Regions from separate parts of the Homo sapiens genome. Here region 1 is linked to region 2. Evidence: read pairs that join two places in POLR2A ChIA-PET (ENCODE). Cell type or tissue: Caco-2. All regions are shown on one strand. Each heading gives the region's core, and the rest is flanking DNA. Links, peaks and the distances in the headings are about the cores only. Region 1 has its middle 4.8 kb from the start of IER3. Region 2 holds the start of NRM (nurim).

The links. Peaks named below come from ENCODE experiments on the same cell type or tissue, not always from the same donor. Only the 100,000 strongest peaks of a DNase experiment are listed, where the experiment ranks them.
Region 1: POLR2A ChIA-PET joins it to region 2 with 11 read pairs; 21 of 35 experiments call an interaction of 5 or more read pairs at or near these places.

Annotation. Positions count from the first base shown.
Region 1 is chr6:30,747,163-30,751,546 of GRCh38, reverse strand. It overlaps the pseudogene RN7SL353P. Among named protein-coding and RNA genes, the nearest start is that of IER3, 4.8 kb to the right of the region's middle. In Caco-2, for the core only: no CTCF peak of the experiment used is centred there; DNase peaks (open chromatin) are centred at 1,786 and 2,386.
Region 2 is chr6:30,688,442-30,692,825 of GRCh38, reverse strand. It overlaps NRM (nurim), which reads left to right and starts at 1,842. Exons shown (of 4, transcript NM_001384369.1): 1 at 1,842-1,984; 2 at 2,583-2,779; 3 at 3,374-3,550; 4 at 3,884-4,384. The coding sequence starts at 1,852. The coding sequence ends at 4,165. In Caco-2, for the core only: no CTCF peak of the experiment used is centred there; DNase peaks (open chromatin) are centred at 1,755 and 2,035; H3K4me3 peaks cover 1,139 bases.

The DNA of each region.
Region 1 (4,384 bases), core at 96-4,095, 59 kb before region 2:
TTCCAGCTAAAATGTAGGTGGGAGGGGATGTTTAAAATCACCTGTTCCTTGTCAGTATAGTGGTGAGTAAAAACAAATTTTTTTTTTTGCTGGGTGTGGTGGCTCACGCCCGTAATCCCAGCACTTTGGGAGGCCGAGGGGGCGGATCACGTGAGGTCAGGAGTTTTCCAGACCAGCCTGGCCAACATGGTGAAACCTTATCTCTACCAAAAATACAAAAATTAGCCGGGCATGGTGGCATGCGCTACTCGGGAGGCTGAAGCAGGAGAATCGCCTGAACCCGGGAGGCAGAGGTTGCAGTGAGCCGAGATTGTGCCACTGCACTCCAGCCTGGACGACAGAGTAAGACTTTCTTTTTTTTTAAGACGGAGTTTCACTCTCGTCGCCCAGGCTGGAGTGCAGTGGTGCAATCTCAGCTCACTGCAACCTCTGCCTCCCTGGTTCAGGCAATTCTCCTGCTTCAGCCTCCCGAGTAGCTGGGATTACAGGCACACGCCACCACGCCCAGCTAATTTTTGTATTTTTGGTAGAGACGGGGTTTTGCCATGTTGGCCAGGCTGGTCTCGAACTCCTGACCTCGTGATCCACCCACCTCAACCTCCCAAAGTGCTGGGATTATGGGCGTGAGCCACCACGCCCAGCCAAACTAAATTTTTTAAATAAATAAAGGCCAGACTTTGTGGCTCACGCCTGTAATCCCAACACTTTGGGAGGTTGAGGCGGGAGGATCGCTTGAGCCCAGAATTTTGAGACCTGCCTGGGCAACATGGCAAGACCCTGTCTCTACCAAAATAAATAAAAATTAGCTGGGCATGGTGGCACGTTCCTGGAGTCCCAGCTACTCAAGAGGCTGAGGTGGGAGGATCACTTGAGCCCAGGAGGTTGAGGTTGCAGTGAGCCATGTTTATGCCACTGCACTCCAGCCTGGGTGAGAGAGTGAGATCTTGTCTCAAAAAATAAATAAATACATACATAAAAAAATAAAATCACTCACATTAGTTGAACAGGAACTAGGAATGCAGAAGTCTTTGCTTCTCTGGAAAATAAAGAGCCACAAAACCTGCCTGATATGGAGAGGGAGGGAGGGCAGAGTAAAAAGAGAAAGAACTTGTATCTCCTGGTGATGTTAGCAGTTAGAGGTTATTTTCTCATTCCAGTTCCCTACTCCTGGGTTGGCTCACTGCTGCCCATCCCTGTTCCAAAGCAGTCCCTCTTCTCATAATTATAATAATGCCCCTGCTCCATGCAAGAAGCACCTACTATGTGCCCAGAAGGAGTAAATTTATATTCTTAACCTTTGCAGTTACCTAGAGGTCAATTTGCCCATTTATCAATTGAGGAAACAGATTTTCAGCAACATTAAGTAACTGGCCCAATATTGCCTAGTTAATAAGTAGCAGAGCTGGCACTTAAACCCAATTTCGTCTAACACCACTAGATTACAATATGTTCTTTTTGCTATTCCGTGTTTCCTTTCTATCTCAAACCCATCTCAAGTCACCAAGTAGTTATTGAGGATCTACTGAATACCAGGTGCAGCTAAAAAGCTTTCACTTTGTCATTCCCTACCCCCAGGACCCTGGTGCAGTCCCTTCACCCTGCTTTCCTTTCTCAGATGCTCCCATTTCCAAATCTCTGCCTCCCTTTCCCCTGCCCATTCTGCCTCCGCCAGTGCCCATTCTTGCCGTCCCCCGTTCTGGGCCTGTGGTCAGCAGTGCAGCAGTACCCAGGTGAGGCAGCAGGCCTGACTCACTCCTATGTCAGGGATTGTAAAGGGCGCGGGCCAGGGCTTTGCTGTCGCTGTCGTCACTGCACAATTGTTCCTGATTCAGCGGCGGATCACCTGAGCCACACCTGAGTGCCCCCAACCTCCTCTTTGAAGAGCAAACATGGGGGCCTCTAAAGGAACATGGCTAGATAAACAGACCTCTCTGCAGATGAGGTTTAGCTCCTCGGAGGAGACAGATTTAAGAATATTTATTAAGTTCCTACTAGGTGACAGCCAAGTACTGGAGATACTACAGAGATCTAATGAGAAAAAGGTCAGATGTGGCCCTGTACACTCGTGGAGATTATATTCCAGTAGGCGGGACAAACAACAGCAAAAAGCAAATACATAAAATGATTCCCCAACGTGATATGTGTCATGAAGAAAAACAAGGGGCTGAGAAGGAGGCTAGCAGTGGTGATGGATCAAGGCAAAGGTCAAACGAGGGAAATGAAGGAACATGGTGATCTGGGGGAAGATGGGAAGGAAATGAGGAGGAGAGCTGGAAATGGAGGAGGCTAAGGGCCTGTTTCTCCAGTATCAGGGCAGTGGGAGCCAGTCCAGTTGCTCGTCTCAGCCCCTGGCACTTTCTGGCCTTAACTCATTCCCCAGCCTGCACTCCCCCACCCCCTTATTGGCTTAATGATTCACCCCCAACATTTCCCTAGCTTCCTGTGTGGCAGGAAGGAGCAGGAGCAGAGCCCTAGGGCTCTGAGGGTAGCAGGAATGGGGATGGGATTGGTTGGGAATGGTGAGCAGTCCGGGTTCTCAGGTCTTCTCTTTGTCCCATTCTGGTCTTGCCACAAAGAAAGGTCTCTCTGTGCCGGGAGGACAGCGAGGATAACTAGACCCAGCTGGAGGCCCAGATTCCAGATGTGGGAGGTAGTGGCAAAACAAGATCCTGGCATCCCCTTCATTTCCCCTCCTCTGCCTAATGCCCTAGAGAAATTTTCCATCATAAACAAGTAATGCATTCCTAACCTTTGGTGCTTCTCTCTCTCTCCCACCCACTAGTTTTCTTCCATCATCACTATCTCCCCCTACTCCCAATTTATGTTTATGTGAGTGTGAGGGTCTGTCCACATGTGTAAGTAGTCATGGGTTTATGTTGGTCATTGTGTAGCGTGCGAGTTGCCTTGGAATAAGGATGTTGGGGGTGGTGGGCTCCCTGTGCTTGGGTGTAAATGTAAGAATGATGGCAGGTGTGAAGACAGGCGTGGGAAAGCAATGCGCCTTTGTTTACAGAGGAGGTGTGTTTTATGCCAGCCAGGAAGAAGTGTGTAATGTGGAAGGGATCTTGTGTATTTAGATAAGAGTAGTGAGTATAAAATAAAGTGACTTGTAGGCCCAGGAATTGTACACAGAGCAGTAGTGTATTTCTAGCCGGTTGTGGCCTGTCCTCTTATTTGTGTTCCTACATGTTCTTGATTGAAAAATCCTTTTAAGTGTTTCCTAAGTGGGAGGGGAGAAAAGTGTTTCCTGTTTGGTGTCTGTGTAAGAATTGTCCCAGCTTTTCTAAAGATGTTGTACATTTGTATGAGTGGTTTGGAGGAGTGTAGCCACATCTCAGAAGCTTGGTGTGACCCAGCCAAGGTGGGAATACTACATGCACACTTACAGTTGTACATTTCACCTGGCATTTAACAAGATTATTGAGCAACTGCTGCCTACAAGGTACCATGCTGGGTTCTCTGGAGGACACAAAGATGTGTATGACACAGCCTCCAGTGGAAGAGATCATATATGTATTCACTTTGTGCACCAGGCTTAAAATGATGGTAGAAAGATCTGAGCCAGATGTATTTCAAATCTCTGGAGTCATCTCAGATCTTTTCATCCTCTTGCTGTCGGCAACTCTCCCTCTCCCATGCTCCCTTCCCCTAATGATATCCATCTCATTGCCCAATTCTGATTATCTTATGCTAGGAATGTCTCTTAGGGCCACCTTCTCAGGCTCTTGTTATCATCTACCTGAGCCCCTCCAATAGCCTCCTGTCTACTGCCTTAGTCTCTACCCGTCCAGAGCATCACTCCTCATCCCAATCAGTTTCCTGCTTGAATTTTCCTCCCTTTATCTCATCCAGCAACCCACAAGCTCTACAGTCTAGAGTGAAACCCAGGCTCCTGACCTGGCAGCTCTGCTCTCCCCACTCTGCCCAATTCCACTCCTTTCCAGCCATTATTACTTCCCACTACTCCGTTACAGGAAACTTACTCTGAGATTGTTTTTCTTGTGATTCCCCAAACACATCCTGTACTTTTCCAGCTCAAGGTCTTTGCTAATTCCATTCTTACAGTCATCCTCCACATCTGAATTTGTCATATCCCACCCACTGTTCAAGGTCACCTTCAGTGCCACTCTTCCATGAAGCCTCCCCTGATTGATTGGACAGATGTGAACACTAGCTCTTTTGGGTCCCCCCCTTAACACTTAGTCTTCAGTTTTCTTAGGTTTTTTTGTTTTTGTTTTTGTTTTTTGTTTTGTTCTTGTTTTTTTGAGACAGGGTCTCACTCTGTCACCCAGGCTGGAGTGCAGTGGCACGCTCTCAGCTTGCTGCAACCTCTGCCTCCTGAGTTCAAGCGATTCTCCTGCCTCAGCCTCCCGAGTAGCTGGGA
Region 2 (4,384 bases), core at 171-4,170:
AGCTACACTCCCTCTTCATGAGTGGTACTATTTAAATGCCTCAGGTTAAACATCTAGAGATTAGGGATCTTTTCTTACACTTCCTTGTATTTTATTTATTTATTTTTTTGTTTGAGACAGAATCTTGCTCCATCACCCAGTGGATTCTCCTGCCTCAGCCTCCCAAGTAGCTGGGATTACAGGCGCATACCACCACACCCAGCTAATTTTTAAAATTTTTTAGTAGAAATGGGGTTTCACCACGTTGGCCATTCTGGTCTCCAGCTTCTGGTCTAAAGTGATCCACCCACCTCAGCCTCCCGAATTGCTGGGATTACAGGCGTGAGCCACCGAGTCTGGCCTCTTACACTTCCAATGAACCCCATAGCTTGTAGCACATTGCTTTGTGTGGTAAGTGTCTCTATTCATGGTCCTAGCAGGAAATGAATAGCACAGTGAAATTAGGATAATTTGGGGGAGAGTTTAATAAAGTGATAATTACAAAGAAGTAGGCAGGGTGTAGGGAAATCAGAAAGAATAGTGCAGTGCCTTAGTACCCACAGCTCTGTTGTGATCACCTCCAAGCTCAAAAAGATGAGGACAGAGCAGTCGTGTAGAGAGGACTTTCTTTTTTTTTTTTTCTTTTCTTTTTTTTTTTTTTTTTTTTTGAGATGGAGTCTTGCTCTGTCGCCCAGGCTGGAGTGCAGTGGCGCGATCTCGGCTCACTGCAAGCTCTGCCTCCCGGGTTCACGCCATTCTTCTGCCTCAGCCTCCTGAGCAGCTGTGACTACAAGCGCCCGCCACCGCGCCCGGCTAATTTTTTTTGTATTTTTAGTAGAGACGGGGTTTCACCGTGGTCTCGATCTCCTGACCTCGTGATCCACCCGCCTCGGCCTCCCAAACTGCTGGGATTACAGGCGTGAGCCACCGCGCCCGGCGAGAGGACTTTCTCAATAAAAACTGTGACTTTCATTGATACCGTCCATTTGGGACAACTTACTGAAGCAGAAAGCAGGGTGGAGACTGAATTCAAGGGAAAACATAAGATGTCTGGTACAGCATACAACAGCATTGATTCAGAGGAGGGTGGGAGTACTGAGCCCAGGAGACGGAGAAGGAATGTAAAGCCTGCGAGAGGCTGCTCAGCAATTATCTGGTCCCTTAGCCTACAGGATTAGCAGCTTCCTAACTCAGGCAATTATCTCTCTGGACCTGTTTCTTCTATCTATAAGTTGATGGAATTAGTCTAATGATATCTAAGGTCCCTACTATGTGTACGTCTACTGTGACAAGGTCCTTAGCTGCATGATCTTTAATTCTGACAAAGGTTACTATCACAAATATTTTAACATGTTTATTCTCGTGGTTACTAATCAACAATCTCTGGCACTATTACAACAAACCTTTCAGTATTTACAGAGAAGTTATTTGCCATTCTTAGCAACTGGCCAGTCAACAACTCAACTTTATAGTAAGTTACAGAATTTATTCTGTATATTGTATTCTGTACAATGTATTCCATACATTAATTTATTTTGTGGTAAAACAGTAACTTTTCATTTTAGATGGGAAAACTAGACGAGCTGAGATTCAACCCACGTGAGCGGCTGCAGAGCCGCTACCCTTAACAGCTCTCTCTCGGGATTCTAACATTCCCTTCTGTGACGGAGAGACAGCAGGCCGGGACACGCATCCCAGGACGGATCCACAGCTGGATGGGGAAGGCTGCGCCAGGCGGGCCGGAAGCCTGGCGGTGGCGTGCAGGAGCCCCGCCCTCCTGGGCTGGATTCAGCCGGGGGCGGGGCCGCGGGCGGGGCCTGTGGCAGCGGGAATCCCGACCCCGCCCCTTTCCCCACCCCTCCATTTCTCGCCATGGCCCCTGCACTGCTCCTGATCCCTGCTGCCCTCGCCTCTTTCATCCTGGCCTTTGGCACCGGAGTGGAGTTCGTGCGCTTTACCTCCCTTCGGCCACTTCTTGGAGGGATCCCGGAGTCTGGTGGTCCGGGTGAGCGGGAGGGATCGAGGATGAACTGGGAGGAGGAAGGTGGAGCCGTAGGAGAGGGATTGAGGGCGGGGCTTGGAAACAAATGACAGGGGAAGTCCAAGAGAGGGAACTCGAACCTTGAAAGCGGCCGAGAAGCTACAGGGGAGGGAGACCTGAGTTCTAAATTAGGAACTCAAGGATTAGAGTTTTGGAGAGGCGGGAGAGTGAGGACTGAGGGAGCCGAAAAGGGCGGTGACCGGAGTATTCTAAGTAAAGTGTTTTGTAGAGAGGACTGTTGAGAGGAGAGTGTTAAAAAGAAGGAGCATTTGGAGAACCGAAGTAAGAGGGGCAATCCAGCGTGGCCTCTCCAGCCATGCTTTTTGCAACTGCCTAACATGTGGTGTTCTATAAATCCTCTTCCCCAGGTTTGCAGGAGGCCTAGGGAAGAGGGCAGAAACTAGGGATGGAAAAGTGAGATGGGCACAGCCTAGAGAGGAAGCATTAAGGCTCTTGAAAGCAGTAAGGGACATGGCCTGGGGATCCAAGAGGAGATGAGGGTGGGGGAAACATTCTGCCACTGTTTCGATCTTTTGTCTCTTTTTCCCTCAACTTCCTGTAGATGCCCGCCAGGGATGGCTGGCTGCCCTGCAGGACCGCAGCATCCTTGCCCCCCTGGCATGGGATCTGGGGCTCCTGCTTCTATTTGTTGGGCAGCACAGCCTCATGGCAGCTGAAAGAGTGAAGGCATGGACATCCCGGTACTTTGGGGTCCTTCAGAGGTCACTGTATGTGGCCTGCACTGCCCTGGCCTTGCAGGTATGAGGCCCTGGCCTTGCAGGTATGAAATCCTGGCAGTTGAGTCCCCAAGGGAGACCAAGTGTGGGAGGGGTGCCGTGGATTGGAGGGGCAAAATATGGGTTCAGGAGGAGAATTGAGGAACTAATCTCAGCTTCCATTCCTCCACAGCACATATCCTACTTTTTATCAAGAAGGGTGTACTTGTCCTTCCCTAAGCACAAGATATGCTTCTCACCTCTGCAACTTTGTTTATGTCCTGCTTGAGATCCCTTCTCTTCAGTCCTACCCTTTCTTCAAAACCACTTCCCTAGGTCTGAAGAGAAGGCCTTGTCTGTCTTTTCACTGGGTGGTTGGCACAGGCTACTACTTTGCGTAGCTATCAGGTCACCCCATCTATTCTATAAGTTCTCAGGGTAGAGACAGGCCATCCTTACATCTTTGGGACCTCACCCAGCACGCACCCTCCACATGGTGAATATTTGGTGGTGATGCTTAGGAGAGAGGTGGGGGAGAGTTGCAGGCTAGCCTGTGGTGGGGGCAGATCTGGGTCTGGGTCTCCCAAGGTCGGGCAGACTAGGCCACTGGGATACCCAGCCCCTTATCCTTCCACAGCTGGTGATGCGGTACTGGGAGCCCATACCCAAAGGCCCTGTGTTGTGGGAGGCTCGGGCTGAGCCATGGGCCACCTGGGTGCCGCTCCTCTGCTTTGTGCTCCATGTCATCTCCTGGCTCCTCATCTTTAGCATCCTTCTCGTCTTTGACTATGCTGAGCTCATGGGCCTCAAACAGGTGAGGCTCCGAGATCCCTACCTATGACCTCTGACCCATTTTAGAACTCCTCGTTCCCTTTCAAGGGTTTCCCTCCTCCCATGCTCTTCTACTGTCTCCCTGCTTCTCCCTCGTGGCCCTTCCCTTTGACTTTCCCTCGTAAGGGCAGCAAGCATGGGCCTCCTGGGCCTGGGGAAGGTACATGGATCAGAAGTCAGGATCAGGGATCCAAGTCTCAGAAGGGGGGTTCCTGGGCCTGAGTTCTAGAAGGGTGGTGCCTGGAAGAGGAGGAAAGAAGTGCCCAAGATGAGAAAAGGGCTTGACTCCATTTCTAAGCTCTTCTCCCTCTCTTAGGTATACTACCATGTGCTGGGGCTGGGCGAGCCTCTGGCCCTGAAGTCTCCCCGGGCTCTCAGACTCTTCTCCCACCTGCGCCACCCAGTGTGTGTGGAGCTGCTGACAGTGCTGTGGGTGGTGCCTACCCTGGGCACGGACCGTCTCCTCCTTGCTTTCCTCCTTACCCTCTACCTGGGCCTGGCTCACGGGCTTGATCAGCAAGACCTCCGCTACCTCCGGGCCCAGCTACAAAGAAAACTCCACCTGCTCTCTCGGCCCCAGGATGGGGAGGCAGAGTGAGGAGCTCACTCTGGTTACAAGCCCTGTTCTTCCTCTCCCACTGAATTCTAAATCCTTAACATCCAGGCCCTGGCTGCTTCATGCCAGAGGCCCAAATCCATGGACTGAAGGAGATGCCCCTTCTACTACTTGAGACTTTATTCTCTGGGTCCAGCTCCATACCCTAAATTCTGAGTTTCAGCCACTGAACTCCAAGGTCCACTTCTCACCAGCAAGGAA